Regions from separate parts of the Mus musculus genome. Here region 1 is linked to region 2. A link is a loop called in an ENCODE intact Hi-C map of the cell type or tissue named here. Cell type or tissue: left cerebral cortex. All regions are shown on one strand. Each heading gives the region's core, and the rest is flanking DNA. Links, peaks and the distances in the headings are about the cores only.

Evidence for each region. A loop is a pair of places that touch in the nucleus more often than their neighbours do. Peaks named below come from ENCODE experiments on the same cell type or tissue, not always from the same donor. Only the 100,000 strongest peaks of a DNase experiment are listed, where the experiment ranks them.
Region 1: a loop joins it to region 2, with 2.2 times the contacts of the local background. A loop is called at or near these places in 4 of 42 quality-filtered maps.

Annotation. Positions count from the first base shown.
Region 1 is chr19:46,876,684-46,888,705 of GRCm38, reverse strand. It overlaps Cnnm2 (cyclin M2), which reads right to left. Exons shown (of 8, transcript NM_033569.3): 7 at 11,314-11,498; 8 at 10,126-10,873. The coding sequence ends at 10,664. Nt5c2 (5'-nucleotidase, cytosolic II) reads left to right here. Exons shown (of 18, transcript NM_029810.5): 18 at 1-3,316. Among named protein-coding and RNA genes, the nearest start is that of Nt5c2, 80 kb to the left of the region's middle. In left cerebral cortex, for the core only: a CTCF peak has its summit at 10,176; a DNase peak (open chromatin) is centred at 10,149; H3K27ac peaks cover 994 bases.
Region 2 is chr19:46,964,166-46,976,187 of GRCm38, reverse strand. It overlaps a transcript of Nt5c2 not described here. Among named protein-coding and RNA genes, the nearest start is that of Nt5c2, 7.9 kb to the right of the region's middle. In left cerebral cortex, for the core only: a CTCF peak has its summit at 7,705 (motif pointing right); DNase peaks (open chromatin) are centred at 4,884, 6,462 and 6,663; H3K4me3 peaks cover 385 bases; H3K27ac peaks cover 2,499 bases.

The DNA of each region.
Region 1 (12,022 bases), core at 2,425-10,424, 88 kb after region 2:
AAAGTTTGGAAAGTTTCTCAAGGCTTTAAATAATTCTAATCATAGCTACTTCAGTTTTGTGTATCTGTTCTCTGCAGATGGTTTGAAACTGTATAGGAAGAACAGGTAAAGGCAGGTGGAGTGCACACAGATCGCACCACATGGCTTGTAATGATTTTCTGTGTCTGTCATCGTCAGCGTGTCATCTGGATGTACGAAGGTAGTAAAAAAGGGTTTCAGAACAGAGCCACGGGACTGGTAGGAAGAGGAGATCCACAAATGCTGTATACAGGCTGTACCGCTGCTTCAAACCCCACTTGTCCAGTGCTTCACAGTGTTGCTAATCAGTGGAGAAATACATGCTTTCATTATCAAGTGTAGTCAGCCGTCTGTTGAGGTCAGGTTTCCTTCCGTTAGCTTTTGGGTTTCCTCGGTGGCTCTGGCAAGGCTGCTGCTGTGTCATTCGGTGCCTTTGTGAGTTTCCTTGCTGTAGGTGATTCTTGACTGTGGGGATTGGAATTTGAGGCAGAAGTTACCATCCCTACTACATTTTTTAAAGTTGGTAGCACAAATGCTTTTTATTCTATGAAAACAATCCTTTTGGGGAATGTACCTGAAGAGTACAGAGGAGCAAGTTCCCAGAGCAGCAGCCACGGCATCGTGGCCTGCAGGTGCACCCTCCTCCTCGCCACAGTCAGTCAGTTCCCGTGACAGGAAACGACCTTGTGTTCTGAGGAGAGCGTGAAGGCTGTGCCTGCCCTGCCAGTGCAGGGAGCTGTCCCGCACTTGAGCAGTGTCAGAGATTCTTGCTTTAACTTTGATTTGCTTTCTCCCATTCTTGGCCCTGGTCACTAGGGTCCTGGCTATTCTAGAACTCAGTAAAATGTATGTCTAATGCTAACATTGGCCCTTGTGTAGTACAACTATTAGCCGTCACAGCTATTGCTCTTCAAATGGCTTTAGGGTTGGTGTTCTTTTTAAGGGAAATACATTTTCAAAATTGCTCACCATATCTGTATCACTTTTAGTTAAAAACATGCTTATATGTACAGTGTTTCATGGGTATAAGGATTTTTTTTCACTGAGGTTTTAGGCATTTTTTAAAAAGACAAATTTTCTCTATGTAGCCCTGGCTGTCCTGGGACATGTTCAGTATGTAGAGCAGACTGGCCTTGAACTCAAAGAGGTGTGCCTGTCTCTGCCTCCCGGGTGCTGGGATTAAAGGCGTGCAGCACCTTGCCTGGCTTGTTTTAAAGTAATCATTGAAGGTATGGAGCACAGCCACTGAGCCAAGGCTGCAGCTGCCAGCACTCACTGACTTTACAGTAAGTCATTTCAAGTAACGTGCATTCGGACTGAAATTTCTGGAACATGTACGTGGCCTATTAGTTGTCATCTCTGTTTTTAAAATTTAGAGACTACCGTATTCACCCTAGTTACTATTCTCATTTAAATTGTCATTGAGGACATTGCCTAGTTTGACAGTGTTAAGCCTTCTCAAGCCCAGATCACCTCTGCGTGGCATGTGACAACTGCAGAGTCACCTTGCATTAGTTCATTCCTTAGAGCAGAGGTGGATATCACTCAGTTTGCTTTCTATGTTTTACTGTGTTGTGTGGATACAACAGTTTGTTACTGGCCAGATGACACTGTCAGCCAGGTGACTCACCAGGAGAGCTAGCGAGCGAGCAAGCACTTCAAGTGGCTGTGAAAAGCACGCAGTTGCAAGAACTCCACGTTAAGTCACCAGAAGGAGCTGCTAAGGAGCTTTGTGAGAGACCAGCTGGTGATTTCCCACACGTTCCCAGATGTGCTGGGAGGTCTGTCTGGGGCAGGTGACTGGACATTTCAGAATGGAAAACAGGGATTGTCTGTCATCAGTAAACTTCTCCACCGTTTTCCTAAGTCTGAATAATTTAGAGGACAGAAATGGCAGCCCGCCCTTCCGTCACTCTTCAGAACCTTTCCTAGGAGTTCTGAAAACACTCAGTTTTCAGGCTTTGTAGAGCATCAGAATTTAGGAATCCTTTCTTCATGCTAGACTGAGCTCCCAAGACTGGAGTGTGTGACACTAGGGAGTCCGGTGTTCCCAGTCCTACTGGGTCTCACGGCCACAGAGGTGCGCCAGGAGAACAAACACCCAAGTGTCTCAGAAACATCTGGGGCAGAGAAAATTCAATGTTTATTTTATACCCAAGATTCTCCTTTACCATAAGCATAGATCTGCAGAGATCCATGGAGTAAGCTATGCGCCCTTCAAGTTGCTCTTTAAATTTTGTTTAAAGTAGAAATAGAATAACTAAATGAGCTACAAATCTGTAAGTCACATTCTATGGGCAGTTACAGGTCAGATTTAAAAGTAGCTTGCCCATGTTTAGATATTTATAAATCAGACTTGTTTGTTTAACAACTTTAAAGTCCTGCAAGTTTTCCAGGGCTTCTGGGGCACTTTTAAATCCTCTGCTTATTCACCACAAATAGCCTGAGATAAACAACTGCATATTTAAGACTGTATTAGGACAGGAACTTCGCTCACATTCCATGTTATGGAAACTATTTAAGCTCTTTCTGACGGTGGGAAAGTGGTTACTAAGATCCATCTATTGCTGTGCTGCCAGCCGCCTTCTTCCCCATGTGGTTTGAGAGTTAGGCCCTCAATCCTTAGTTTCTCATGGCATTCTTTCTTGGTGACTAGAATTAGCTTCTCTTGCAGTTTTTCCTCAGAGGGAATGATTTCTAATCATACACTTGGGATGCCCAAGTCTGGAGTCCTTACCAAAGATGAAACAAAAGCATGCACTATAGTAAGATGCATAGAGGATCTACATGCATGTGACGTCAAAAAGCAGAGCCTGATTGCAGCCCACATTGCCTGCCACACTAACAGGGAACCAGCACCTAAGCTCCCCACTGCTGTCCAGAAGAAGCAAGAAGCAGCTCTAGAAAGAATATTCAGTTACGAAACACGAAACTTTTCTCCTCATTGCTTTTCCCTGCTTCTCAACCTATGGAGACAACAGTGTAATGGTGTCCAGCAAAACAGTAATGGCAAGAAGTGAAATGTTGCCATGTGCCATACCAATGTGTCAGTCAGCAACAGACCATGCATATTACGGTGGCCCCATAAGGTGCAGCTGTCTGGTTTGTGAGTACTCATGCCTGCTGTTCCCGTGAGGTCACCTCATGACACATTCCCACTGTGAAATGATGCACAGCTCCCAAGATCCTTTTAGAGCCAAAACATGAAACTGCACCAGATTCACCTCTCAGGCTTGGACACCACATGGAAAGTAAGCAGAATTTTTCCAACTAAATAAAATTCCCAGTTTTGAGCCTGGCCACTTGAGGTTTCTTTACACGGGGTATAGTGCCCAAACTCCGTCTTGTGGCTAGAGTAAGAGCAGGGAGCTGTTTGACACTTAACTCTTCCCAGGGGACCTGTAGATGAGACCCCGAGGCCAGGAGCCTGTGTACTGCACACATTGTCTCCATGGAGATAGCGACTATCCTTCAAGCCTCAAGACCAGATAGTTTACAAGTAGACCTTCCCAGCATTGAAAAGTTTACTAAATGGCCATGGCCATTCCTTACTGAGAGCTAGCCCTACCTGCCTCCAGGTAGAGGGGGGGGTTAAAGATAAGGTTTCTTTATGTAACAAGCCCAAGCCCTGGCTGTCCTGGACTCGCTTTGTAGATCAGGTTGGCCTTGAACTCACAGATCTGCCCACCTCTGAGAGGTTCTTAACAAAGTTAACCTTGGATTTGAGGATATGTAATTTAAGCATGTGATTGCTAGAGTCTGATGTAGAAGTGGGCTCAGTCTCAGGACCTCAGAGCCACTAACAGCAGCAGGAAGCACTTCACACAGCCCAGCCCAGCAGTTATTCCTCGTCAGGTCGTCTGCCAGGACAAAAACGCCATGCCCAACTTAAGACAAGGGCCATATAACCAATTCCTTTATCCAAGGACTTACGGAACGTTCTACCTGGAAGTCAGAGGCCTCACAGACATGAGGCCCTCTGAAGGGAAATGAAATCGCAGCAAAAGGGCCATCAGCAGTCTAACTAAACTTGTTGGACTTTAGTGAGGGATATGTCATTAGATTGTAGAACTAGGAGGGCATTGTAGCTCAGTGGTCAGACACTTGGCTGGCGTGTGTAGGGTTTGATCTCCAGCAAAGTACAAGTTGCCAAAAGTCAGTGCCAGGCTAGGGAGAGTTCAGTCTGCCACTCTGCACAGCGTCTTCCTTCTGCTTGGGATCTGTTTCTATGAAGCACTGAGCTCAACGAAGCTCAGAAATGTCCAGGCGCAGGAGTGTGACGGGTGGCACAGGGCTCCTCACAGCACAACTACCTCCATGCTCCTTGGGCAGTTTGTAATGCTCAGCCATCTCAAGAGCTGTCCAGATGAAGACCCAAGCACAGCAGTTGGCGCAGAGGGCATGTGCTGTGGCCATCTTCCTGCCCTGAGCTGTGCCCTGTGTCTAGGGAAAGGGAGTTGGACACTGGACCAGGATGCAGGTGCAGTCATTCTCCTCCTAGGCAGTGATCAGACAGACAGACAGACAGGTTTTACAGTCAGCCTTGTCGATATGCCGCTGAAATGTTCCCACAGGACAAGTGTTAAGTAAAAGAGATGTCATTGTCAAATACAGTAGGGACTCTTGAGCCACTAGAAGCTTGTTTCTTAGTGCATGGACTTGCTTGGGATGTAAAATAAAGACTTTCAGAAAGGGGCAGCCAGTTAGTGGATTCACCTAGCACCTTGAGACTCATCCAGATGTTGTGGGTCTTCTCATCCACCAAGTGACAACAGAAGATGAGGGTCATTCTCAATTACCGAAGAACATCTAATATGCCTCCACACCTGTGGCCTTGTATCACTTGAGGGTGACTCACCCATGAACTGACTTTCCTCACTGGTTTAGAGGAGCTAAATAGCCATTTTTATCTTCAAGAGCCAACTGAGACGCCTGTACAAAGAAGCCTTTGTTACTGCCAAGGAAAACCTAGTGTGTCACTAGGCAAGTCAGATGGATACTTGTACGTTTCCTAGGGAAGAGCTGGTGGGGGCGCACCTCATTCCTCAGAAGAGCATCCCCCAAACCAGCTGTGTACCAGGCTGTAACATGCAGGTACTCAACCTGCAGTGTCTGTCCAGAGGAGACGCCCTGATGTGAACCGGTCTGCCTTTCCCACAAGGAAAGCCATGTAAACCGGTACGGGACCACGGCTGAAGAAAACAAAATGGTTGGTGTCACACAGAGGAAAGAGGGAACACACAGCTGCTAAAAGGGTGAACAGAAAATCATTTATCTAAATAGAAGAATAGAAATAAACAAAACCTTTTAAAAACAATCACAAGATTTACAAATAAATTGGTACAAATAAATAGGTATTGTAAATCTACAACATTTGGATTATAAACGCGTCTGTTATGACAGCTTGTGCATATGACCTGTGTTTAGCTTTCTCTTGATGCCACTGCTCAAATGCATGAAATGTACGCCATGATACCGTGGGTACGACTGAGGAGGGTGGAAATCAGACAAAGCAGGGCTTACGTTTGGCCCAAGGCAATGCTGGTAACTGGGCCTTAATACCAGGAAGAGGCATGGTCAGAGCCTAGATGGGCAGCTTCCACTACAGATAGATCCTGCAATGCAAGTGAGCGGTAGAAGCCATTGATCTAGCTTGGGTGTGGATGAGGAAGGAGGCTCTGGTCTCAGCCATAGCGAAGAGACCCAGTTACCAAAACACCTCGTCTGCAGTAACTCATGGAGACGTGAGAAGTTCTGCCCCATCTACCTCCCAGATACTGGCCAGCAGGAATGGACTGGGGTAAGGCAATGAAAGAAGCTGGGGTAAGAGCAGCAATATGGTTTTTTTTTTCCTTTTAAACAGAAAATACCACCACCCTCTCACCCAATAAGGGACAACAGAACCCTAGGCTCAGTGGATGAGGGGCTTCCAAACAGTGTCTTAGTCACATGATATACTAACAGTAGAGACATATGTACATAATAAATAATATAAAATAAAGCATATACATTTGTGGATTTAAAGGACTGCAAAAACAAGAAAAGTCAGTCAGTTGGTGAGACTCTTCACAGTAGCCCTGACATGGGTAGTAGTGAATCAGAAGCCAGGCGGGGGCTTTCTAGGGAATGAGTCCATAATTCCCTTGGTTCTAGAGGTCTGGGACCCTAGCTGTTTGTAAGAAACCCGAGTCTCCAAGAAGAGCAGGCACTCATGTCTGTCAGGCCCTTTTGATAATTCTCTTTAGGGTGACTCTGGAAGAATCCAGCCCCAGAAGTAAATCCGCGTGGATCAAATGTGAGCAGCATCGGAACAAACCCTTCTAAGTGAAGCTAGACAGTACCCCAATACATCAGCATCTGAAACATTGGCCCACACCTCTCCTTCCTTCCAGCTGTGGACATAAAAACACCTAGAACCTGGCTCTTGCTATTTTGATAATTGCTTCAAGTACTGCCTGGCACTCTCCATCAAAAAGCATTTAAAACAACTGCACTTGAGATGTCTCCCATGGCTCTGGTATAAAAAGGTTGCATGAGCTATGTCAGCCACAGGGAACTAAGAAGCAAAGGTCCCCAGATGCTCACTTTAGCTGCTATGTCTGGATTGCTCCCTCTGCCTGACTGAGGTGGCCATGGGGGTGCTGGACCACTGGGGACTCTCCAGAAGGAAAACCAGTAAATGAGCATTGATTCCGGGAGGAGGGTGCGGAGGTGCCAGAGGAAGGCTTGCCCATCCCAGGCCCAGGACTCGTAACAGCAGCTCGGCGTCGGAGCACTGCTCATCCTTCAACTAGAAGCAAATGCACCTCAACAAGCTCACCGTTCCGTCAGCTCCTAAAACACAAGTAAATGGCCCTGAGTATACAAGTCCACCGAGTAGGTGCCTCATCGATAAATTTGTATGGGAAAAACTTCCAAATACCCCCACAATCACTTCCATATTCAGCTCAAAACTCCTAATTCTGGGCTAGCCTACAACTTACCCAGTTGTCCTTGTTGGACAGAAGCACCACAAGCCTATGGCCCAGAATGAAAGCAAACATAGCCCAAGAAAGATCCTGGTACCTCAAAAAAGGGTACACCGGTAGCTAAGTAGCTAAACAGCCATCAGCCCTGCACAAGAAAAGCAGAGGGAGGACTCATGCCAAGCCACAGCAGGTTAGACTACATGGTGTGTCTGAAGCAGCCAACCCTCTCGGCTTGCTCCAGGGGACAAGGTGTGTACACTGCGCCAGTCCAGAGGGTTAGCCTGCTTGGGTTTGTCCCTGGGAGACTGCATCCCCTGGGTTGAGGCACAGTGACAGTGGCAGATCCCTGGCAGCCTTCAGAGAAGGACAGAGGTGTTTGTGTATGTTTTCACTAGCCAGGACACAGGCTGAGTCACCCAGCACCTACTTGGTTTTGCTTCTTAACCCAAATAACTTGCGGGCTGAAGATCATGGTCCCTGTGTAACTCAAAATCCTGTCGCTCCATTTTCTAATGCGTCTGGACCTGCCATGTTTTCCTAGATTTGGAAAAGCTGGTCCTTTAGCTGTACAGAGCTGGGGATGGCGAGGGGACTTTTCACAGTTAGTGTTCCGTATCAGTGTGAAGTTCTGCACTGAACACCTGTACGCGTTTCTTGGAATAACACGAGAAAGTGGTTTGTGGCTCAGCTCCCTTCACGTGAGGTCAACTATGCCCACAGAGAGTATGAAACAGGCGGCACCTTCAAATTGGGAACCCAAATTTAAGCTAGCTGACTAGCACCCCAATACTCATGTGGAAATATCAGGATTCTCTTCTCCTAAGACTTTACTAGAGTTTGGACTTGCCTTATGGACAAAGAACAGTAAATGAAGGACCCCCATTAGCAGTGACAGTGTCTGCACACAGGCATCCAGTTCTAGATGCTGTCCTGTCCTCTGCCTGGCAGCAGAGGCATAGGGGCAGGCCCATAGCACCCAGAACTCCCGAGGCCTGAGTCTGTCTGGCCTGACCCCTCCCCTCCATGTTTGCACATGCAGCATTGCAGGAGGGCTTCCAAGCCAGAGCTACATGGAAGGAGCCTGACCATGGCCACTCTACTACTTGCCAGGCTCTCTTGGCTGGGAAGCCCATGAGGTGAGGCCAGAGATGGTATGTGCCATTCCTAGCCAAGATCCACTCAGAGGGGCAAAGAGCCAGTTGCCTCAGGAGTCAACTTGGGAGTGGGAGACTTGGAAACACTGTTCACTCGGACGCAAGCCCTGTTTAAAGATTGAAACTTCTCCCCAGAGCAGCTCAAACTACGGCCGATGGAGGAACTATTCAGAATTCCTGGTTATTATAGAAGTAACTAGTCAAAGATAATTAGTTCATTAATGGAAAATGAACACGAAGCTGGCAGGCCACAGTCTTGATCTCTGAGAACCCCACTCCTCAGCTTCTTTGCAAGAGAACTCTACAGTTAGCTGCCGCAGCGGGTGGTGACTGATGCTCTCCCAGCTAGCTCCCTCAAGTCCTTCATCTCCAGGATCCAGGAACAGTAAAACTCAGAGAGGCCCAAGGTGCTTCTCTTCCAGAGGCTCCTTCCTGGGGCAAGGCTGTCTGAGGCAGAGGTGTACCATGCCTGAGGGGCAGCAGAGTGGAACACTTAGCACTAGAGAGCCTTGGCTGGGCTCCTGACTCCCCAGGCCTCAGGGAAGGGGCCAGCTAGAAGCTTGTTGGAAGGACTCTGGCCCTGGCCACACTCAGAGAGCTTACATCTGAACATAATATGCTCCTTATTAAAATGATATTTTCACCTGGATGTGTTTGAGAAGGGGGTACTCACTGTGTGGGGTTCCCCATGATAGGAACTTCATCCCAAAGTGGCAGGCTAGGTACCGGTAGCAGGTCACTCAGCTCCTTTAAAAGCTACTCTCAACGACCCTCCACTAAGGGCCAGCCTTTCTCAACCCGAACACTCAGGACCACTACCCACTGTCAGTGGGCATGGCACCAGACGCCCGAGCCAAGGTCTGCGGGTGTGGCAGTGATAGAGCACCTGCCAAGGATGCACATGGCCGTGGGTTCCAGTCCTAGCACTCCCGTGCCCATGCGCACGCGCACACGCACACGCACAGAGTTTTCAGAGTCATCAGGTATTCAACAAAGGACCAACCCAACATGTCACCCTCCCAGAGTCCATCCTGGGGTTAGCAGACCTCCTACCTGAAGGAGGAGGCTGGCGCTGAGCCTGAGGGTTCCCTGTGCAGGAAGCCCAGGCCCACAAAGGCTCTCTTCTCCAGCAGTGACCTGGGTAATGAGAAGCCCACTGAACACTGGCCAGGAGTTCATTTGAGTGTATGAGCACTGCCAGCAAATGCAAGGAAGGAACCTTTTAAAAGAAGCCACCCAAGCAGTACCTGCTGACGTGAATTTCATAACACATGGTAAATTTGGTATTGAAGTAAGACAGAGACACACATGAAATGGCCACAACACACATTTGGTTTCTGAATCGATTTGGGGTCAAACTGACTCTGGCTGTATGGGTGGCTCTCTGGCAATGGCCACATCCGAAGCAGGGCCACCTTTGAACAGGGCCACTGCTGAACTCCACAGCCCAGGGACAACATGGGAGGGGCACTTGGCTCTATGGAAGGAAGGGCATTTCATTAGAAACAGGGTCTAGAAATACCTAAGTATATTGTCCACCTCCCACCCTGCCCACCCCACTCAGATAATACACAAGTCCCAGCAGGAAAGAGGCATCCTGTAGCCGCCACCACCACATGTTCATTAAGAAGCCCCATGGAAGGTTTCCACTTGGCACCTGTAGCAGCAGCTTGGGTTAGCAAGAGTGAGGGGTTGGGGTGGGGGCTAGCTGATGTCCCAGACCACCAGAGGTTACAGGAATGGGGGATGAAGTCATTGCCTCCTGCCAATGATAAACCATGGGTTTAAAATTCATTAACATTCATTTTGGTGATAAAAATTCCTTAGGGTGGGAACAAGATCACATCCCCAAGCAAACGTTAAATTAATCCTTCCTGAGGGAAAGGGATGGGGTTAGACATCATATTTTCAAAAGGACACTACGTGCAGAGAGGGCACCTGCAGCTTCCGCCGACACCCACAGTGACGACAGACTTGGCACGTTCTGCAGTGACATGATTTTTCTTCATTCATCCATCAAGTTCGACAGCGACACCCACCGGGCACAGAGGAAAGGTATCCCTCCTGGGGACGGCCAGGGAAGGCCGTTAAAGGGGCAAGTCCATCCTGTCGGGGTCACACGGTGGGGCTACAGCAGAGTTAGCTTGGAAAGACCAACTTCAAACTCTGCAAAAGACACTTAGAAACAAAAACATGATCTCTTGGAAAAAAACATAATGAAACAATTTTTAAATTTCATGCAAATTGAGGGATGAAAGAAACGATAAAAGGTTCTGAAAAAATAAACATGATTCTATTTGGGTGGAAGAAGTTTGTCTCCGAATTCTTGAAAGCCATGCCCCAGCTGTGGATGTCACGTGTCCAGTTTCCATCCCTCCCCCAGCCGTCCTCCGCGGCTTCCAGGGAAAGGGGCAAAGTCTTTGGTCTCAAGGCTGTAGGACGCAGCATGGCAGACAAGCTCAACTAGCGGAAGTCATGGTCAGACCAAGTCCAGGAGGGCCGGACAAGGGGGCCCGAGGGGCCCTAGATGGCGCCTTCACTGTGCAGGCTGTGGTTGGCCTTGTTGTGTGACACACAGTTCTGTTCATTGAGCAAGTTGGCCGTCTCATCTGGCAAGCCGTCATGCAGCTCCGTAAGAGTCAATTCAATTTTAGTATTTTCACTGTCTGAAGACTGAGGCGTTTTGTCCATCCGAGACGCCATCAAGGCATTTTGGTATTGCTGTCTGGAGATCTGGGGCCAGAAGAGGACACAGAAAACAAACCAAGAGAACTTATTTTTAGGTTCTCTTGTCTCCTAATACCGTATCACACACTGAATACCCCAGGAGGCCCAACTCTTTTGCTCTAGGAGGAATCATCCTTGAGTAGAAACTGAGCCACTCTGAAAGGTTCACACCGACTGCCAAGATCCAGCCAGCTCTCACCACTAGAACCATTTCTACATCTGGCCTCTTACATTCAGAGACAAGAAAAATGGTTATCAGCTTCAGCGAAAGCTGCTTGGGTCTCTGAAAGATGGCTAATTCAGGCTCATGGGATGGAATAGAGGTCACTGTGTTTCTCAACCTGCGCTGAGCCCAGGAAGGGAGGTGGGACGTTTTGACAGCCAAGGGGAAGCTGTCAGAAGTGGCTGTACCTGCCAGATCTAGCCGTGCAGCCCTCCCCACTCACCTTGACGAACTGTAGGTCAGAGAGGGCTCGTACTGAGTAGTCAGGGATGTAGACTTGAAGGAAGGAAGAGCTGAGCTGGTTGTTGCTGCTCCCCAAGGTTGGCGTCATGGCGTCAATCCGGTCGCTCCGACTGAGAGAATCTGAGTGATTCAGGCCACAGGGGCGAGGAGGTGACTTATTTTCCCCTAGAAAAGGGAGAGAAAGCGGCCTTTAAAGCACTGTAGGTATAGCCGCTGGAGAACGCTCGCTCCAAATGAAAAGCAATCCCACCAGCGCCCACACATCTCTCCCACAGATACGCACAGCTCAGCTGCGACAAGACCAGGGTATAAAGGCCAAAGCTCAGTAGCTGAGAACCCGCCTTTGAGGGGAGCATCACTAGGTACACAGATAGGGCTGAGGAGAAGGCCCGGGTCACGGACGCTACTACCCGATACTAACAAGGACCATAAAAGGCTCTCCATTATCTGTCCAGGAGCCAAACGAGATTATCAAAGACCCTCTGTCTCCTTTGCCTCTTAGCCATCAGCCAGCTCAGGTATACCATCATGCTAGGAGACAGGAAACCCTTGAGAGGCCTGCTCGGTGTCTTGGTGATATGGGTTTCTGCAGTGATCTCCTTGGAGCAAGCCTCCTGAACCTGGATCCCTCTGGAAAAGCAACGCAGTGCCTTCTCCATACCACCAAGCCATCTCTCCAGCTCCCGTTC
Region 2 (12,022 bases), core at 1,705-9,704:
ACACACACACCTCACAAGCTAACCGTCCAGCACAGCGATGTGTTCCAGCTGTGTTCCAGCTGTCCCAGCTACTTGGGAGGCTGAGGCAGGAAGATGGTTTGAGTCCAAGAGTTCAAGACCAGCCTAAGCAATAAAACAAAGACTATCTCAAACGAACAATAATTTGTTTTTATTTGTTATTTTCATTTTAATGATGCAAAAACAAAGGCATGAGGACATCAAGAAACTTGCCCAAGGTCACAGCTAGTTAGCAACAGAGCCAGGAGTTGAAGCCAAGAGGGGTTGGCTTCGGAATCCATGCTCTTAATCCCCATATCAGTATGCCCGGTTAAAAAGCAACTTAGACTTTGCTGGCATGTAATGACCTATCTTTAGCCTCTGATCCCATCGTCAGACAGAGCCTGTGGGGCAAGCTGCCTGATCTCGCTGGGCTGCTGTCAGTGATCCCCTTTTGAGGTGTCTCCACATCACTCCAGGGAAGTCAGGGCAGATGGCCACCCCTTTGGCAGAGTCCTAAAAACCAACAGCTGCCAAAGCAGTGAACTTGGCCTGAGGCTAATGTGCCCTTGGACTGTAGACTGAGAAGTTACAGCCTGGGCTAGTAGTTCCAAAAGAAAAAAAAAACTTTTTTTTTTTTTAATGATTGCATTAGAAATTTATTTGGGATGAGACCTCTGCTGAACAAATCATTCTTAAATTGTGATTCAGGCTGAAGCAACTTCATAAACACACGTCCCACACGTCCCCGGACCTCAACTACAAGACCAGCCTATACCGCTCTTCTCCTGCTTTCCTTTGAATACCCACTTCAGGCCTGGATCGAGGCATGCTTTATCTCCTCATATTTCATCCATTGTTCCATAGGCAGGAGTTGATGCCTCCTGGTGAGGTTCCAGGGTCTCTTAATCGGAATTATCCTGTCATCGTGGGGTTCTCCAGCAGCCTTCTGATGATTTCAGCACCCCAGTCTCTCTGCTAACCTCAGTCTGTTGACTCCTGCAACATCGTAACATTTTCTGATACATCCAGCAGCTGGCTTGACTTGAGCCCTAAAGTTTTTTTAACGATTTATTTTTATTTTTATATGTTTTCGTGAGTGTGTCTGTGGGTGAATGCCAGGTGTACAGATGCCTGCAGAGTTCAGAAGAGGACATCAGATCTCCTGGGGCTCGGGTTATATGCAGTTATAGGTCATTTGACTTGGGTGCTAGGGACCAAACTCCAGTCTTCTACCAGAGCAGCAAACACTCTTTTGTTTGTTTCTTTGTTTCTTTTGTTTCTTTCCTTTTCTCTTTTCTTTTCCTTTCTTTCTTTCTTTCTTTCTTTTTTTTCTTTTTGAGACATCATTTTTCTGTGTAGCCTAGGCTACCCAGGGACTCACTCTGTAGACCAGGTTGGCCTCAAACTCAGAGATCCATCTGCCCCTGCTTCCTGAGTGCTGGGATTAAAGGAGTAAGCCACCATACCAGGCTCTAACAAACACTCTTGATTGCTGAGCTATCTCACAGGCTCCACCAAAAAACAAACAAACAAACAATTTTTAAAACCAAGTTTTTTTTCCAAACCCAGATCCAAGTTTAATTATTTACACAATATGAATTTGTAACATATATGTGTATATAGGTACACACAGATCAGTCAGTTTCATCTGCTGCCGACTTCTCCCTTGCTAGGCTTTTGACTCCAGATCTTCCCAGGCTTCCCTCAGGTTTGTGATCTTCATGCGTCTCCTCCAGAGTGCTGCGATCGCAGGACCATCATGCCCAAGTGCTCTGGAACTAAGTAGTCCCACGTCCTAGGAGCTGACTTATTTCTGTCAAAACAGCACTTAGCCTGACCTATTTATTTATTTTAAAGATTTATTCATTTATTTTTATTTTTATGTATGTGAGTACTGTCCCAGTCTTCAGAGACACCAGAAGAGATCATCAGATCTCATTACAGATGGTTGTGAGCTACGCTGTGGTTGCTGGGAATTGAACTCAGAACCTCTGGAAGAGCAGTCAGTGCTCTTAACTGCTGAGTCATCTCTCCAGCACACTTAGCCTATCCTCTTAGCATGGATTTCTTTTAGCTGGCTAATATCTAAACTAAAGAATTAATTTGAAAGAAATATTTTGGGTTTGGTGAAAGTAAGAGTAGTAACCTCAATTACTGGGCCTAGATCTAGCACAGGCTGCATTTACAGAGGACCCGAGGTGGCCAGCACCCATGCCAGATGACTAACAATGGCCTGTAATGGGAGCTCTAGGGAGCCAATACTTGTGGCCCCCATGAATACCTGCATGCACCCTTACTCAGATACATATACATATACACATAATTAAAAGTAAAATAAGCCTTAAAAAACAAAAACAAAAACAAAAACAAAACCTCCGTCGTCGGGTGTGGTGGCGCACGCTTTTAATCCCAGCACTTGGGAGGCAGAGGCAGGCAGATTTCTGAGTTCAAGGCCAGCCTGGTCTACAGAGTGAGTTCCAGGACAGCCAGGGCTACACAGAAAAACCCTGACTCAAAAAAAAAAAAACAAAAAAAAACAAAAAAAACAAAAAAACAAAAAAACAAAAAAACCCAAAAAACAAAAAAAAAAAAAAACCAAAAACCAAAACAACAACAAAAACCCCTCAACTATTGGCCACTATTTTGAAATCAGACTTATTTACCTTTTGAGTATCTTTATTTTATGTGTACATGTTTGTGCCTGAGTGTATGTTTGTGCACCATGTGTGTGAAGCCTGTAAGAGTCGGAAGATGACATTAGATCCCCTGGAACTGGAGTTACAGCCAGTTGTAAGTGACCTTGAAGGTTCTAGGTGGGAGCTGTGAACTTAGGGCCTCTGAAAGAGCAGCAGTAAGTGTTGTTAAGCACTGCGCTGTCTCTCCAGCTCTCACATTGACTTGCCTTTAGCCTAGGAGTCACGCAAGATAGTTAGGACATAGAAGGCCCATGAGATGTAGCCTGTGCCCCAAGGTTCTCCCCACCCTCCACGCCCTCACAGCTCTGATTCCTGTCTCTCACTGGCTGACAGCCAGGAGTTTTGAAAAGTGAACCACCTGCACAAAAAACTGTTTGTTGTCCTACATTTGGGAAACTTCTCCAAGGAGATCATTAAAAATGACTGAGGACACAAAGGGTGGGTGGGCTCAACAGCCCCTCCCTCTAGGTGAGGAGCTACTGACAGGCGATTGGTACAGGGAGGAGGGTGATTTCAGGCTCTTTTAGTGAGTGACCCTGGTGGATTGACCGCTCTGTGGTGGATGGCAGGACATCAAGACAGGAGGGAGTAGAGGGGTAAGTTGGGGAGGGAATATGATCAAAATACATTGTATGTGTGCATGACACTCTCAAAGAATTAATAAAAATACTCTGTTTTAATAAATGACTGAGACCTATGGCTCAGGCTCGCTGTGCAAGCGAGAAGACCCAGGTTCAACCCCGGCATTCACAGTCAGGTGTGATGGTGTGCACCTGTCAGCCCCGTGCTGTGGGTGGGGACAGCCAGGAGGATCCCTGGAGTGTGCTGCCAGTTAGTCTAGCCAAACTGATAAGTTCCAGGTTCAGCGAGAGATCTCATTCAAAAAGTAAAGTGGAGAGTGACTGAGGAAAACACGAGACATTGATCCCTGGTCTCCATGCATGAACACTCATGTGCGTACACATATGTAACACAGACACACACACACACACACACACACACACACACACAGTCTAATGATTAGGCCTTAAACATGATTTCTTATGCTCTACATGTGTCACAAAGTTCCATGTGATCCATGCTTTCTCTCTGCTAGCCTATAGCCTCCCAATCCAGTGATGATGTCACCCATAGGTGACAAGGACCTGGCCAGTCTGTTGCCATGGCAACCACCATATATTCCCAGCATTCACCTGCCTGCCCTTACCTGTGCACAGTGGTGCGTGTGATTACATTATGGTTCAAATAAAAGACAGAGACACTAACCTTCGCTCTCTTTCCTCCTCATCTACCTCTTCCTCCTCCTTCTCCATTTCCCCCCTTCATCCTCTTCCCTTCCTCCCCTCTCCCCCCATAAACCTCTCCTGTGGAACTGCTGGCCTGGTGTGATCTGTCTAGATACAGCTGCCATTCTAATACAACAGGCACTTCCTCCTCCAGCTGCAGGCCTGCATAGTGGACCTATCAAACGTCTCCTCTTCCAGGACAGAATCCTGTGGATAAGAAAAAAGGCACACATTTTGCCAAATATCTAAACCCAATTGCTGACTAAGTAGCTTCACCCCCCCCACCATCACATACTTAATAGCTACTACTGTGCATGTACGTCAGCCGCTGTCAGCTTCTGCCGCCTCCACTGTACTCTCTTTAAGCGTGGCTTGTGCCGTAATGAGTTCTCCAACCTTGTTCCACTTTGACTCCCTCTGGAATCCTTCTCTGCCTCGACCGGTCAGAAACCGAGCTTGAGCCCTTCCCAGAGGCCTCCTGTCTTTGAGGGTGGCCCCAGGTGGCCCAAGGGCATCAGTGGGTTCTAGTTCTTGCCTGATGACAGCGGAGACTTGTTTGGTTTTGTTGTGCGTATAGTTGTTTGTTTTGTTTTTGTTTCTCTAGACAGGGTCTCAGTTTATAGAGCAGGCTGGCTTTGAGCTTTCTAAGCAGCTCAGGCTAGCCTTGAACACGACGTGGTGATTATTCTGCCTCGGTGCCACCCACACCCACTCCCTTGAGTGCATTCCTTGCCCTGCTAGGAGGCCCTGCGTTACAGCAGGAGTGCCATGGTGCATATAAACTGGGGACTGCATCCCATTCCTGTTAAATGGCTGGGCAGTTGGTTAGAGACAGGTGCTCTGGAGGTGGCTGTGAACGGATTTGTGATCCCTCTTCCTGCGGCCTGGCCATTGTCAGTTGCCTTGGATCCATTCTGTATTTTTTTGCAATAAATACTCAGGAGATTATTGTTCAAAATGTCCCCTTCAGCTAGCAAACAAAGAAGCCCACAGAGTCAGCTGTTGCCTGGGCAGCAGGCAGCCCAGAATAGTTTCAGATTGGCTGCTACCATGGTAACATTGATTTCAGTCACAAGCAGGCATTAGGTAAATAGTTAATGTTGTCAGAGAACATGTGGATGGACCACCTGCCTCAGAATCACCTGGGAATTTGTTTGAATCTTCTGTTTTTTTTTTTTTTTTGTTTGTTTTTTGTTTTTTGTTTTTTTAACAGAAACCTTAGAGTCTCATGTAGCCCAGGCTATCTTTGAGCCCCAGATTGACTCCAGTCTGGCTTTGAACTTCTGGTTGCCACTGTGGTTTAAACCTTGGAATCCTAGGACTCAGGCCAGAGGGTTTTAAACTTTTTAATTGGTTCTTTGTGAATTTCACATCATGCCCCTCGATCCTACTCATCTCCCCCTCCCCTTGTTCCTACCCTCCACCCCCGTAACCTCCCCCACAACAGAGAAGACAAATCTTTGAGGAAGCTGTAGTGTGTCACAGTGTGTCACAGTGTGTCACAGTGTGTCCAGTAGATCACCCAGACCTAGAGCAGCCATGTGGCTGGATTAAAATTCTTCTACAAGGTGTGGCGCCCCGCGCCTGTAGTTCTAACACTCTAGCCAAGTGGTGAGTCTGAGGCCACCCGGATTTCATGAGACCTGACACAAACCAGGAAAAAAGTCAGCCAGGCAGCATACACACAGAAAGTTAGACCCATTAAAGAAAACAGCGTCACCAAGTCATCAACGGCTGAAGTCACCAACGGCTCCGTTACAGATGCCTCTCAGCTCTTTGAACTAGAGCAGCTTCCTTCCTTACAAAGGCCTGATGTGTGTTGTTTGTTTTAGGATGGGGTGCTGTGTGCCCGTTAGGCTTTTAGAGGGAGGGGTGGAACTTGGGCTGCCATCCCTCCGTGTGTGTGTGTGTGTGTGTGTGTGTGTGTAAGCCTGTCTTAAGTGTGTTTCCGGTTATGTATGATCAACTTTCCTAACACCTATGGTCATGAGTTTCCCTTGTACTCCCTGGGTTATGTAATTTACGTGTAAACTGTACAAAGTTAAAAGCAAAGAGAAGGCTCTGGCCGGAGGGATGAGAGAGAGGATGGCGGCTGTGGTAAAGCTTGTTTAAAGGAAAGCTGCGATGAGCAAGCCCTCCACCCCCCCTTGTTACACCTTTCACTTCCCACAGACGTCTGTGTCCAGAAAACAAATTTGTTAAAATCGTTTATTTGTATTTCTTGGCCCCAAAATAATTATTTTTGTGTAGCTTCCTGGTAGTCAGCCAGAAGATCGTTTACTGTTGCTGAAGTGGAACGCCACGTTGGGAGTGAAATCATTGAGGGAACGCTTTCGTTGACTAATAATAGAAAGTCTAAAATTACCCATATTTGTCATCAGATTGGCTTCCTAATACACGGGTAAGTGCTCTCTCCCTCTCGAGTGCGGCACACTTTGCTTCCCACGTGGGTACTGATTAACTGGTCAAGTTCAGTGCCCAGGCCGACCGAAGCGCTTTGCAGGAGGTCCACGGGTTCCGAAAATCCAGCAACTTGTCACTTATTGTTTTAGCTTTGCTACTAACTAGGGCTCTTGATTGGTTTGTTTTCTCTACCAATTAAAGAATTAAAAGACAGGGCTGGAGGGAGGGCTCGGCAGTTAAGAACATTTGCTGTTCTTCCAAAGGATGCTAGCTCTTTAAAGGACCCAGGTTTGGTTCTCACCGCCTACACACAGCAGCTCATAACAGTATGCAGCTCCGATTCCGGGCCATCCGCTGCTGTCTTCTGACCTCGAAGAGCACCAGGTAGTGTTTTTGGTGGCCTGGGATGGGTTCCCTTTCCCCAATTTTGGGTTGGTCAGCTTAAACAAACAAACAAACAAACAACAAACAAACAAACGAGATTTGAAAGGCCCACAGCTTCGGATAAATATGTGTTTATGATGGGATAAGGCAGAAAAAACCCCTTCCCTAATGTGACAAAGGAAGGCGAGCTGGTATGTCATAGCTTTGAGTAAACATGTTCAGGAGTAGCCATGTTCATCCCCGTCCAGCCTGGACTGCGCAGCAGGGAGAAAATGCCCTCTACTCAAGGTCTTTGTCTCAGGTCACAGTGGTGAGGAAGAAGCAGGAAGTTTGCCATCTGCAGTCTGCTTGTGGCCTCTTTCCCTATCTTTCTGTGCCAGGGATCTGTGTAGCTCCTAGTCCTCAGGAGTTTCTGTCACTGAGATGAAACACTCTGCTCAGAAGCATCCAGAGAGGACTGAGTTTATCTCAGCCTACGGGCCACTGTCCATCACTGAAAGAAGGCGTGGCAGGAACTATAAAAGTTCATGGCTTCTCTCCTCCTGCGCTAGCTCTGAAATAATGACATGGAGACCTGGTGTATTCATGAGGAAGCTTCCTTGCACAATGGCTGGCCAGGGTTTTCATCTCTTCTAACTCGACCATGCTGGCCTGGCGACCATGTTGGCCAGGCCTACTTCCCAGCCCCTCTCCAGCCCCTCAGTGTTACCTGCCATCTTAGTCTTGCTCTGGATCCTCCTGCTCCAACCACCCTCTCCTGCCCACTCTCTCTTGGCAATCTCCTCTTGGTGATTTCTCCTACTGAATTCTCTGCCCCGCTCTGGTCCCCATCAGAGGCCCCCTCCCCTGGGATCAGAAGTCCTGCTTTATTCTCTCCTGGTCAGCTGATCAGGTTTTTCTTTCTTTCTTTTTTTTTAAATATTTATTTATTATTATACATAAGTACACTATAGCTGTCTTCAGACACACCAGAAGAGGGCGTCAGATCTCATTATAGGTAGTTGTGAGCCACCATGTGGTTTCTGGGTTTGAACTCAGGACCTCAGGAAGAGCAGTCAGTGCTCTTACCCGCTGAGCCATCTCACCGGCCCCCAGGTTTTTCTTAACCAATCAGAGGTGATGAAAAACAATTTTTACACAACACCGAGACAGGAGATGTTTGACAGTGCCAATATCTGAACTGCAATTAGATCTCTGGGGACCGTAATCAGCATCTGAATTCACAGTGCACAAATCCATCCCCCAACAAGAAACTCAAGCAGGAACTTACAGCAGAAGCCATAGACTGCTTGCCAGTTTCCTCCTAGGGTCAAGCTTAGCCAGCTTTCTTACACTGTCCAGGACTACCTTCCCGGGGGATGGTGCCGTCCACTATAGCCTGGGACCTCCCACATCAATTGACAATCCAGACAGCTCCCAGCAGGTCATTCTGATCCAGGCAGTCGCTCAATTGGCTCAATTGTTGGCCACTCCTAGGCTGGCCTCAACTCACAGAGGTCCACTTGCCTCTGCCTCCCAAGTGCTGGGATTAAAGATGTGCACCACCACTGCCCTTATATGGCACTATGCTATACCAAGTTGACAATTAACACTGACATTAAATGGGCACCAAGGGAGGAAGGTTGGTGATATGTCAGTTCTTACTAAAAACAAATTGTACTGTCCTCTCAGATTTCCAAGCAAGGGCTGATGAAGTCACAGCGTAGAGGCAGGAATATAAGAATGGACTGGAGAGAGGCTCAGCAGAGAAGAGCACTCACTGCTCTTCCATAGAACCTGAGTCCAGTTTCCAGCACCCAGGTCAGGAAGCTCACACTGTTTACAGCTTCAGCTTCAGAGTACAGCAGAATGTTGACCCCTGACCTAGTAGTGTAGTTCAGTGCATTTGCCTAGCATGCACATTACCCCAGGTTCAATACCTAGACACCACACACACACACACACACACACACACACACACACACACACACACAATGTTGGGCTTGCACTGTCGTCCCCAGCTGAGACTTTATATGATAGTAGGTTATGCTGTGTTGATAATTAAAACTAACTTGGGACAATTAAGGTTAACCCAGTGTATAATTAATACACTTATATAAAAGGGTATTTAGGGAAGATGACTAGAAAGGGTGTTCGTAGGGGCTGGAGAGATGGCTTAGCAGTTAAGAGCACTGACTATTCTTCCAGGGGTCCTGAGTTCAGTTCCCAGCAACCACATGGTGGCTCACAACCACCTGTAATAGGATCTGATGCCCGCTTCTGGTGTGCCTGAAGACAGCTAGAGTGTTTTCATGTAAATAAAATAAATAAATCTTTAAGAAAAAAAAGATTTTGCTAACAGTTGTAGATCATCTCTCATGGTGTAAATCTCCAGTAGACGTTTCCAATGGGTTTTTACCTGATTCCAGTGAGTCACTTTTTGTAACTCTGAGGTTATTGGCTGGTGGGTAACATTTAAACTGTGGGTCTGACTCCTACAGTTCCTGTTTTATCCTGTGTGCTCTTTTCCATTGCACTGAAGGCTGGGTGCGTCAGTGTCATCCATGGGGCAGAGCTTTGGCTCCTTCTGAGACTCCCCCATCCTTTTGTTGTATTGTAGTACAGATGATTGACTCTAGGGCCTTGCACATACTAGATTTTGTAGTTGTTTGAGTTCTTGGTCTCTCTCCTGAGTGCTGGGATCACAGGGTTGTGCCACCAAGCACAGCCCTTAACATGTAACAGCTACTTATCTACACGCACATGGAGGTCTGAGGACAACTGTGTGGGGCTGGTTCTCTGTTTCCACAAGTTGAGTCCCAGGAGTTGAACTCAGGTTGTTAGGCTTGGCAGCAAGCTGGCCCTGCCCAGTCTTATATTGTGCCAGGATTTGTGCACGCTGGCCAAGCACTTTACCAGCTGAGCTGTATCTTCAGCCCCGTTTACTTATTTCAAGTTCATCTTCCAGATTGTCAGCACATTCCATGAAGGCAGACTCTCACATTTGTGTTGGGCGTTGGGCGGTGTTAGATACCAGGTCGGTACATAACACACATTTGGGAAGGAAGTTTCTGTCAAGAAGCAGAAAAATTGCCAACTGAGCTGTGAATCAGCTCACAGTCTGGAAGAATCAAGGCTTATAGCACTTGTATTTTTAAAGTATTAATTAGATACAATGATGATTTAAATGAAAATGCTCCCACGGACTCCTAGGAAGTGACATTACTTGGGAAGGATTGGGAGGTGTGGCCTTGTCAGAGTTTGTGCGGCCTTGTTGGAGGAAGTGTGTCACAGGGAGTGGGCTTTGGTGTTTTCAAATGCTCAAACCAGGCCCAGTGTCACTTTTTCTTCCTGTCTGCTGCCTGTGGTCTAGATGTAGAATTCTCGGCTCTTTCTCCAGCAACCATGTTTGCCTGCCATGTTTGTCACCATGCTTCCTGCCACGGTGATCATGGACCAAACCTCTGACCTGTAAGCCAGTTCCAATGAAATGTTGTCCTTTATAAGAGTTGCCATGATCATGGTGTCTCTTCACAGTAATAGAAACCCCAACTAAGAGAGAGGGAGAGATAGGACAGCCATGTGAGTATTTCAGCAAGAAGTTTGGTGCTAGACCATCTAAGGCCACAGTGGAGTGGCTTTTTAGACCAAACAGTGCCTAAATTCTTCAAGTAATATCAGAGTAGAGATACTGAATAAGCCCCTCATGATTCCTTAGCTTCATTAGTCCTCTGATAGAATCAGCTTAGCTTGGCAGGAGTTCAAGGTTGACCACATAGGAATTTAAGGCCAGTCTGAGTTATGTGATATTTTCTCTCAAAAGACATGTATGTGTGTCTCTATGTGTATATGTGTATGTGCATATATATATGGACTGACATATGTGTGTGTGTATATACTGTACATATATGTGATTTATGTTAGTACATATAGATCAAGATCATTTTGTGTGTGGATATCTTGCCTGCATTTATGTCTGTGCATTGCATATGTGCTTGTTGTTGTAAGAAAAGAGGACACTGGATCTTCTGGAACTAAAGATGGTTGTGACTAGCCATGTTGGTGCTGGGATTCAAACCTGGGTCCTCTGGAAGAGCATCCAGTGCTCTTGACCACTGAGCCATCTTTCCAGGCACTATATTTTATATACTTTTTAATATAAAATATACTTCAGTTGGATGGTGGTGGCAAATGCTTTTAAGTACTTGGGAGGCAGAGGCAGGTGAATCTATGAATTCGAGGCCAGCCTGGTCTACAGAGCGTGTTCTAGGATAGTCAGGGTTACACAGAGAAACCCTGTCTCAAAAAATTATATAGTACTGTATTTAAATGGTTATACATCCAACTTCATATGTGTATTTAAGTGTATGGGTTTGTAACCCTCTGTGTGCATATAAATGTGTAGGTGTGCAGACCTGTGTGAGTGTGCACACCTGTCTGTACACGTGTGTGCTTATGTAAGTGTGTGGGTGTTGAAAATCTGTGTGTGTGTGTGTTTATGAATGTTGGGTGCCCAGGGAGGCCAGAAGAATGCCAGATTCCCTGGAACTGGAGTTGCAGACAGCTGTGAGCTCCCGTGTAGATGCTGAGAACCAGATCTCAGTCCACTAGAAGAGCAGCAAGTGCTCCTAACTGCTGAGCCATCCCTCCACCTTCTATCAACTAAAATAAAGTTTTTTCTTAAGTGTGTATTCGTGTTTTGCCTACATGCATGAGAGGGAGGGTCACATCCCCTGAAACTGAAGGTAAAGTCAGTCAGCTGGGAGATCAGTCAGTGCTCTTAACTGCTGAGCCATCTGTGTAGCCCCTCGTAGCAAACGTTTTGAGATAGGGGTCTCTCGCTGAACGGGGCTAACTGATTGGCTAGCCTGGCTGGCAGGAGCCCAGGGGTCCTGTTCTCACCTCTTGGTCTTGGGATGATAGGCTGCATAGAGCCATGCTGGCTTCGTGTGGATGCCAGAGAGTGGAACTCAGACCCGGTGCCTCGGCCTCTCAGATTTCTCAATTATAAAAGTAACACAATGTAGGAAAATTTGTGAAGAAGTATAAAGAAAAGCCAGACGTGGTGGCTCATGCTTATAATTGTAGTTGAGACAGGAGGATTCTCATGAGTTTGAAGCTAACCTGTTCTACAGAGACTCAAACAGGAAAAGGAAAAATAAGAATAAAAAGATACCTAACTCTTGTCACTGAAAGCAAACCCATTATTAACATACCCTGTTGTTACTTCTCTGTAGTCTCTGTGTGCACTCTCCTTTTTTCCTGTCAAATGTA